2 separate regions of the Homo sapiens genome follow, and region 2 is linked to region 1. Evidence: chromatin loops called from intact Hi-C (ENCODE). Cell type or tissue: endothelial cell of umbilical vein. All regions are shown on one strand. Region 1 overlaps TES (testin LIM domain protein). Region 2 overlaps CAPZA2 (capping actin protein of muscle Z-line subunit alpha 2).

What was found. A loop is a pair of places that touch in the nucleus more often than their neighbours do. Peaks named below come from ENCODE experiments on the same cell type or tissue, not always from the same donor. Only the 100,000 strongest peaks of a DNase experiment are listed, where the experiment ranks them.
Region 2: it touches region 1 in a loop (4-fold over the local background); 11 of 110 quality-filtered maps call a loop at or near these places.

What each region holds. Positions count from the first base shown.
Region 1 is chr7:116,215,559-116,220,558 of GRCh38, reverse strand. All of the region lies in intron 1 of TES (testin LIM domain protein), which reads right to left. Among named protein-coding and RNA genes, the nearest start is that of TES, 7.5 kb to the right of the region's middle. In endothelial cell of umbilical vein, no CTCF peak of the experiment used is centred here; DNase peaks (open chromatin) are centred at 2,208 and 3,258; H3K27ac peaks cover 3,859 bases.
Region 2 is chr7:116,869,747-116,874,746 of GRCh38, reverse strand. All of the region lies in intron 1 of CAPZA2 (capping actin protein of muscle Z-line subunit alpha 2), which reads right to left. It also overlaps the pseudogene LOC100418716. Among named protein-coding and RNA genes, the nearest start is that of CAPZA2, 9.7 kb to the right of the region's middle. In endothelial cell of umbilical vein, no CTCF peak of the experiment used is centred here; DNase peaks (open chromatin) are centred at 2,586, 3,276, 4,276 and 4,946; H3K27ac peaks cover 4,923 bases.

The DNA of each region.
Region 1 (5,000 bases):
AATTTCACAATAATCCAATAAAGAAGTACTATCCATGTTTTGCAGATTAGATCTCTGAAACCAAGGAGCAACTGTTGCCAAATTACTGAGTAAATATCAAAGGTGGGATCCAAATCTATGTCTGGAAAAGTCAAAGTCTGCGCTGCTTCCTTTAAATTCCCTAACTGTTAGAGAAAAGTGGGCAACAGTGGTCCACAGGATGATCCTACCCTCTGGCTTAATTTTATCTGGTCCATGAGAAAGTAACAATGAATAACATCACTACTGGTTTACCTGGGACATCTTAAAAGAGCTGTGGAGTTAGGCCACTGAAATCTGTCTTGCCTCTTTTTACCTTTAAATTCTGCCAATTATCTTGGGATAACCTTCTATTCCATTACCAAAGATAGAGTCTAACACATATTATTGGAATGTTCACAGAATATATTTTCCATTTGTTGCAGTATATAAAAGGTAATATTTTGTAATTCCCCTTCAAAACCTTAGGCAACTTGCCATTTCCCAAAGAAATGAGTTTTACATGTCTTCGTTTAACACGGAAGTCACATGACCCGGCTGGAATGAATTTGGAGAGGCCTATGTTTCAAAGCTAACAGAAGAGTGACCAGATTAAAAAAAGGAAACCCTAAATATCAAGTAAGGGATACTGCAAAGTTAACTTTCCTCTACAGTTTTTCAGAATGACCAAAAACTACTCTGCTTTGAAACGTGTAGTCTGATACCATACAGAATATCATCTCAGAATACTCTTGATACATGAAAGATCTTCAGAAAAGTATCCTCAAGCCCCTACATTCAACTGTCCCTCTATAGCACACGTGGTAGACTGAAGTAATGGTCCCAATCCTTCATTCCCACGTAATAGTATTCAACATCATATCCCTGCCCTAGCCTCATAGTTGCTAGACTGGACTTCTCTCCTTGACTTCAGAACTGGACATGTGACTGCTTTGGCATAAGAAGAGGCTTAAAAGGTGCTCCTGCAGTTGGGCATGACCTTTACTGTTGGCTTCACTGATCTAAGAAGGATGAAAACCTGGCAACATTGTGGTCCCAGTCCACAGCTCAGAGTCCAGACCAGCCTAAATGAGCTAGACTCTACTGTGAAATTTCCTCCTCTCTCTCAATAGATGACACAATGTATTAAATAATCATCACAGTTAAGGGAGATCAGAAACTCTTCAGCTGTGGGCTAGGGTCTTATACTAGCTCAGTGACATACCTCTTTAATTCAAACCTGTACTGTGGAAAAATTACAAATTACTGCAGCTCATCTACTTTAGCTTTATTTTAGAAGAGACAAAACTGAAAATGTCAAGGGTGGTTTTACTGACTTTTCACAGCCAGGTACCTTTGGTTCATGCTATTTCCTCTTTATGGAATGCTTTCTTTGCCTAATGAAAGCTTCTTTATTCTATAGGAGGTGTTTCCTTGATAAAATAATCGCAACCCACACAATTAAAGTTAGTTACTTCTGCTTCTAAGACTTCATAACAGTTGTTTGTATTTCTATTATTGCTGTGCTACTCAAAGTGGCAGTTCACAAAGTGTAAGTCACTAGTCTGTGATGAGATAGGCAGAGAAACTGACAGTAGGCAATTAGGAACTACTATATACTTAAAGTAATTTTGTGTCTCTTGCATTTAATAATTTTTTTAATTGGCCCTGTATTTGTCTTTTAAGTAATAAATTTTTATTGTGTTTTTAAAAATATCAACCAATGATTAATTTTTGTTTATAAAAAGGTTCCTCATCCCAGATAAGAAATTGTATTATAGCACTTATGTCATTCTATCCAGCACTGTAGTTAACTTACACATCTGTTTTGCTCACTCATCTTCCTTCCTTTTTTAAAAAAAAATCTATCAAAGGTGACATCGGTATTTTGCTCAAGAGGTGATACTGATAGATATGGAGTTTAGAGTCTGTAGTTTTAAATCTAAACTGCACTTTTAATATTCTCTACGAAAAACAAAGGGTAATTTTTTTAACCCCCAGTTATTTTTATTGTAGGCCAGTATCTCATAAAGGAAAAATCAGATCCTTGATCCTTACTTTGTGACTCATTCTGTTAAGACTGTCACGTTGTGGTCATATAAAAACAAAAATCCACCTAACATCTACATGGTCATTTTTCAATGAAACATGATATCACTTTATCATCAAACAAAGCAAGGGAAAAGTTCATTGTGGCTAGAGATGCATTAATGGACTCCTTATCAAGGCATTTCTGCTGGGCTGAATGCCATCTTTTCTGCTGGGCTCGCTGCTCAGATAAGCTATGCAATGAACACCCTGAAACTCCTGTTTACAGCTTTTCACAGTGGCCAGAATGTCACAATGATAAACACAAGCTGAATCACTCATGGTTTGAGGATAATTCAGCATTTCAGATTAAGTATATTTACAGAGTAGTAACTTTGCTGTCATTCAGCAGATGAGATCTCAGCAATCCCCACTAGGCTGGCTTCTAATAACGCTCTCCCACTTTAAGCCATGCTCAAATCTGAGCCGACTCCCCACCATTCTAACAGACTAAGGAACAGAGAAATTGGCAATTCTAAACTATGCTTTTTTACTTTTTTGAATTTGACCAAAATAAATACAGTGATACTTAGAAAATTATAGTCATGCATATCCTTATCGCTCTAATTCCCCATTATCTAACTAGAATGTTAGGTAGACAGGGCACTTAGAACTGAAAATTGACAAAACCATGCTAAATGGCAGCTCTTTTGTAGGAGAGTCAAAGATTGTAGTTGGGCAGTTGAAAAGCATAACCTCTAAATTTAATCCTCTAATAGTGCTTGAGGCAAATTTTAAACATGGATATTTACTCAAAGAACAGTAGTGAAGTTATCAATTACCAAATTATTTTTCTTTAAAATCCTGAAAATCTGCAGTTTTGCAATGTTTTTGATTAGTCTTTTGTTTCCTTATCTTCCTCTCCTAGAAAAAGTTGATTTCATAATTAATAATATAATTTCTCTGGATACCACCACCTTGTAAAAAGTAAAATAATTTCCTGTATATTAATGATTTAATAAACAATTCTTTTAAAATCATAATTTTGGTTACCATGGCAGTAGTTACCAAACAAAAATTAGCTATGACTGCAAACAGGAAATCCAAGAATGACTCTTTTGTAAGGCATTTGTAGGCAGGGAGAAGACTTATAGTTTGTGTATATTATAGGTGTAAGTCTATTTGTATAGCTTTATGCATTCATAATCTTTTTCACATTCTAATACATAAAAGCTGCTTTCTCATTTTCCCATCTTTTACATTTGCTATTACTTAAGACAAATGAAATAAGAATCCCTAATTACAAAGTTTGCAAAACCAAGAATCAAGCCCAGGGATCACCATCAAAATTGCTCACTGTCTGTGTTAGAAACATAGCGTACTGCTAACCTATCAAGAGTTCACTGACGGGTATAATTCCAGTTGTGCTTACTTTCAATATTTACATTGCTCTATCAACACTTGCAATAGCATAATTCTATGATACAAGCTTAAGTTCAGTGTCATTCTTGTTCACAACTATAACCCCAGAGTCTAGAACAGTGCATGGTACGTAAAAAAGCACTCATATAGTTTTTTTTTAATCTTTTAAAATTATTTTAACAGCCTTATTTTGAGAGAGATAACTTTTAAAGAAAATAAATGTTCCATTATTTTTCATTTTCCCATAATTAAATACCAAGGTAAGTAATACATCACTCCTAGACTTATGGGACCCACACTATTACAGCCTTCAGAGCCTTATACTACAGATTTAAATTAATTAAACTTAACCTAATATCTTCAAATACCTCCACAAATATTATGAAAATTAAGTACAAACAAGTTGAAAATAGCTAAGATTTGTGGAAAAAAATTATTTGGTTCAATCTATAGGTTCTTCATGGAATTCACTAACATTTAAACTATGCCATCTCCTTTATGTATATATTTATACATATATGTTCTTCATTTGTGTGATTTTAAAGCACTGTGGAACATTACACATGGTAGACTACTGATATTATTTCCCACGATCAAAGAGTCACAGGACTTGGAGAAACCTCAGAAATCATCTGGTTCCCCTACTGATTTTTATATAAATAGAAATTGATAGCCAAAGTGGTTAATATCACAAAAAATAGTGGACTCGGATCTACCAACTCTCAGCTTAGGGCAATTTTAAATATATTATACTGATAAATGGAAGTGAGAAAACGGATACACTATGGAAGACCTTTCCATACACTATAGATGTTTATATATACTGGAGACTTACTGACCTTTCCTAATTTCTAAACACACTAGTGATTGGTATGTAAAAAAGGTATATACACATTAGCATGGGGCCAACTTGTATTCCTTCTTCTAGTTCTCAGAAAAAGAACACAGGAAGTAGCTTCCATGTTACCAATTTATCACTCTCTTTCCACTAAGAAAGCCCCTCTTGGTAACTCGTGTTGCACACTGATGGTCTATGATGTTGATCGCATGCTAACAATGCTGGATGTCACTCTGGAGCTCCATGAGAGCCTCATGAAATATCTGATCATTTTGGTGTTTCCCACAGCTTCTCAGCTTCATAAGAAATGTTTTTGCATGAAGAATGGGAAATTAAAACAAAAAAATAGTTCTCCCAATATTAAGAGGTTTTTTGTTTGTTTTTTGTTTCTTTTTAGCTGCTCCATTCTTAGCTGTCTGGTCTGCCACTCCAGAGGCACTCTGAACACTTTGCTACAAGGGAAAAGAGGTTTAGCCTACTCATGCTATGTGTAAGGCTTTCTCTCAACTGCAGAGCTCAACACGAGAAAAGACCACGAGCATCCCTTTATAGTTCCAGATGCCATTGGTTAAACTTAACAAAACAAAGAGCCAAATACAGGGTCACTGTTACCTAGGGCCATTTTACATAGTTAGGAGACAGCATTACCATTGGCTCACACCAAAAGTCAGGAAGTTGGGAGAATCTTAGAAGATAAGGTACAGAATATTATTGG
Region 2 (5,000 bases), 650 kb before region 1:
ATGCTGTTTTCTCCATCAAGTAAAAGCACAGTTCACTTTGATAAACCCCACAGGAAACTGTCTTCTGCTTTCCACTATGCACTACTTTCTTTTTGTCAAGTGTCAGGAGATGCTGCTTAGGATCAGAAGTGTCTCTGACTGCAGTGAAAAACACCTTCTGCTGATGCTTGGATATTGCTTGCTATACATTGCACTTGACGTGCTGCTGGCAAAGACAGAGACACTGATGCCCTCAGATTGTATACAACGTGCCTACATCTTGAATCTAAAAAGAAAAATCAGCTTCTCCACATTCTTTCTAGTATGATCAAGAGGCCAGATAAAGAGCCAAGGCAAGTGATACTAACTGGTGTTACGGCATTCACACATCATGTCGGACCAACACATGCAGAAGCCGAACATTTACCACAGTGATGGGAAGAGGTGAGTCACAAAGACCCAAAAAGGACACTACTTGTAGCTAAATCCTGTGGAGTAGTGGTGCCTTACTTTCCTCAAGAAGTTCCTAACTCCCTGGTCCTCCTTAAATGGAAGGTAAAGCATATTTGATATGAGAAGCTGTGATCAAAAGCCTTGGTATCATTATGGGATACCCTGATGAACCAGGCAAGTATCAGCAGGTTTTTGAATTGTTGCCTTTGGCCTTGAGTGATATCTCAGAAAAAGTAGTGAGTGCAAAACATCTAGTACTTTTAATGGCCTATGATACTTGGAATATGGAATTTGGAAATGTACAATCTTACACCTACATTGCTGAATAAGACTGAAAAACTTATCAGGGAAAGAGAACAAAGGGAAGGAGGGCTGGATGAACATAAGCTTCACATGTATCTTTCTGCCTTGCAATCCTTGACTGTGTCACTCTTTGCATTAATGGTACAGAATGTACCTTTCTCAAGCAAAGACAAGCTCCATGGTGAAGTACCACAGGTGGAAGTGACTGGGTTCCCTCAGCCTATGTCACCTCTTCAAGATGTGTTTATTACTGGAAGTCAGAAGCAATTGGTAGTGCTACTTCAGTTTTATAATTACCATCTAGAACATGAGGGTACAACGTGAGAGTTTACTGTGGGTTGTCAATCATTACCACAATTTACAGAAATAGATGGCAAAATTAATGTTACTTCACCTGCTTATGTCCATGAATTCTCCAGATTGTTCTAGTGCCTTTGCTGAACATTTGGCAACATGTTTTCAAACACTAAGGTAAAACTTGAGTTCCAGGAGATTTTAAAACTGTCTGAAGAAAACAATTCCTTAACAGGAAATAGAGTCCTCACCAAAGCAGCTATAAAAATGGTAAACTAACAAAAATTAAAAAAAATTTTTTTAAACCTTAAGCAAGGTTTAAAGGAGATGAAAGTATAAAAAGCAGACAATGTATGTGCATGGTAGCACACAGACATACATGTACACACATACACACCACCAAAAAACAACAACAAAAAACAAAACCCCCAAACAGCCATCTAGAGCCATTAAATTTAGAAGCAAAGGACCCTGCACTCTCCAGCAGTCCAAAGGTACACTACTATGGGAAATAGCTATACTAAAAATGACTCACCGTTTAGCTTAAATTCAAATTTACTGAGGCATCAGTATTTTATCTGAGAATCCTACCTAGAGCCCCTATAATTTCCACATGGTATGGGCCGCCATGATCAAGGAAGGAGACATTAGGGTAGGAATTTTTCAGATATGAACGGCAGTCAGACTCACCTGGAAAGCTTGGAAAAAATACAGATTCCCACCCTCTATTCCAGACCCAGTGAATCTATCTCCAGAGAATGGGGACCTAGAAATCTATGTTTTAGAAAATCTCTCCACGTGATTCTGAAAGGTGACCAGATATTGCACCCATGCCCTAAGGGACTTCAGATGTAAAATTTGAAGTGTCTAGTCTTCTTGAGAAATGACTTATAGGTTTTACTTGATTCTCAAGAAAATGTAACACCAAAAAGGGTCACTGCTTTAGACACTGGTAGTAAAATTAAAGGAGCCACTATGCACTTTTCCACTTCAACTAAAAGAATTATTTGAAGTTGTCTTCCACAGCTCTCTAAAAAATGGCTATGTCTTTTGAGAATTAGAGGTAAAACCGGAGGAAAAAACCACTTTTTTGAACTTTATGACATTTAAATAGTTTATGACCAAGTGATCACTATCACATGTCTGTGTGTCAGGTGAATTTATCTTAATATGGGTAAACTTAAGAGTGGTAATTTGTTTTAATAAGTTTTCCTCTAAATTTTTTTCCTTTATAATTATCATTTTGATTGGTAATTAAAAACAGGGCCCACAGCACTTAACCTGAAACTGGGTCATCTAAAGAACTCAACATTGATTCTTCTTTAAATATGTTTTTACCATTTATTTAAAATATGAAGAAACCCATGAATCCAAAGTAGGCATTATCATCAACTAAAAGAAAGTAAGTTATGTAAACTATTCTTTATCTTACGTTTTCAATTTCCTTTTCCCTTCTGAATCATTTCCCTTATACACCCTAGAATGTTCTCTTACAAAAAAAAAGTATTCTTAAAATGAAATAGCAGGAAAAAACAAAGTAGTAATACATATTTTTCTCTTTTGTTTCACTACCAATTTTTTTCAAGAATAATTTGTACTTACTGTCTCCACTCCTCATCCTTTAGTCAACATTTATTGAGCCCCTAATACAGTGATACAGTGAGACTCAATCCTAGTTGCACATTCAGATCACCTGGGAAGCTTTAAAACAACAACAACAACAACAACAAAAAGGAATTACAGACACTCCAGGCCTCACCCACAAGAGGAGCCTGTGCGTTCATTTTGTTTATAAACTCTCCAGTTGATTCTAATGTGCAGCCAGAGTTGAAAATCACTGATTTAATACAGGCTAGGCGCTCTACTGGAATTACAAAGATGGTGAAGACATAAGGCCTGGCCCTGAAGAACACAGGAAATAAGGACAACAGGTAAATTTATTAAAACTGGTAAATGTTATAACAAAGATAAGTACAAATTGCTTAGGGAGCAGAGGTATGTCAGGATACAAAAGAAGAGAAGAAAGTCCTTGAGTCTGGTTATCCAAAGATGAGTAGTTTACAAGGCAAACAAGACTGAAATGCCGTTTCTGGAAAAGGGAAAATACACACATACTTTTTATTATAGACTCCAGTTATCTGGCTTATGTCTCTCCACTCCTTGCTCCAAACACTAGTAAAATTATTCTCTTGAAGGCCACTAATCCCTAGTCCACCACTTAAACAGCCTTAACTGCACCAGTTTCCTGTCTGTACAATGAAGATAATAACAAGGTTATTCTGACAATTAATAGAGAGAATACATGTTAAAGTCCCTGGCATAGAGTAGGTATAATTTGTTTCTCATTCCTTTCTCTTAAATCCAAAGGCTTTTTTCAATCTCATACTCCTTAATCTCTGCAACACTGAGCACCGCTCCTTCTTGAAATTCTCGTCACATTCTGTGACCTCAGCACCTACTCTGTGCTAGCTATCAGTAGGTAACACTTCGACCTCAAGGGTTTCTCCTCACCTTTAGGTCTCTCTCCACTTCTTATTCCTCAAATCAAAGTATAAAGTATACGCTTCCTGCCCTCTCCTCTTTCCCATGTCTAAGCTTTTTGTCCTAAAGGGCTTATCCCATCTCGCTTTAACCCACAAAAAGAGGATTCTCAAATCTCTATATAATCTCTGGAGCTGACCTCTTTTCCAAGCTGTTTCTCTATCTCCGTATCTGCTAGGCATTTTCACATAGACAATGACTAGCATCTCAAACTCCGTACAACCAAAACTAAATTCACCATTATTCCTCCCAGCTGTGTATCCTCTTTCCTGTGTTCTCCAGTTGTTACTAGTGGTACCAATTCCCAGTCATCCAGACTTTAATGTTCACAGTTTTCTCTGACTCACGCCTTTCCCCTATATTCATTTATCAAGTCTTCTTGATTCCAACTCTAAAATCTATTGGCGATCTTTTTTTCCTCCATTTCTTGTGGGACGAACTTAAACCAGGTCCTAAAGTCCACTTAAGCCAGGTTCTCAACTGTTCTTACCAGCTCTAATCTATCTAGACTCATGGGTCTCAACAAGGGGTGAATCTGTCCACCAGGAGACATTCTGGATTGGTAAGCCTGGGTTATGGTAGTGGCATATCATGTGGGCTAAGGATGTTGCTAAACACCCTACAACGCACAGCATGTCCACCTGCCCAACAATATCTGGCCCAAACTGTCAACATTGATGAGATGGAAAAACCCTGACAGTCAGCTGTTAAACAGCACAATTCACCTTTGCATCTCTTATTGTAAAAGTACCAAATATAGAGTAGACACTCAACTATTTAACTGAATTCTTTTTACACAAAACTCACTGCCTGCTTGTTCCCACTTTCCTGTTATTTTTCCCTATGTTGTGCTCTCTGGTATGAGCTTGACCCCAACTGATGTTTACCATACCCCTAGGCAGAAGTAGCTTTTCTATCTTCTAAATTTTTAGACCCAATTTAGTATGTATATTACATATGTCCAATTCCTCTTCGAATCTAGTTTTGCATTATATCTACCTTCCAGGTGATCGCTACACTTTAGTGAATTTAAAACTTAATCTATGCTGTCATTACTGCTATTCACAAATATTCCAATTCTCCTCTTCTGCCCTGACCTTTCTGAAATTAGGTTTATACATGTAACTTGCTTTAGCTAATTGAAATCTGAGCAGAAGTGACGTGAGCTCCTTCCAGCTACTCGGAAGGCTGAGGCAGGAGAATTGCCTGAACCCGGGAGGCAGAGGTTGCAGTGAGCCGAGATTGTGCCACTGCACTCAAGCCTAGGTGACAGAGTAACACTCCGTCTCAAAAAAACAAAACAAAACAAAAAAAACAAGTGTGCAATTCATTCCATTTCCTTCCCACCACTGCAGTGACTGAGAAGAAAGTTTAGATGGAAGCTCTCTAACCAACTGGAACGCTAAATTACTTCCCTGAGCAGGGCTCTC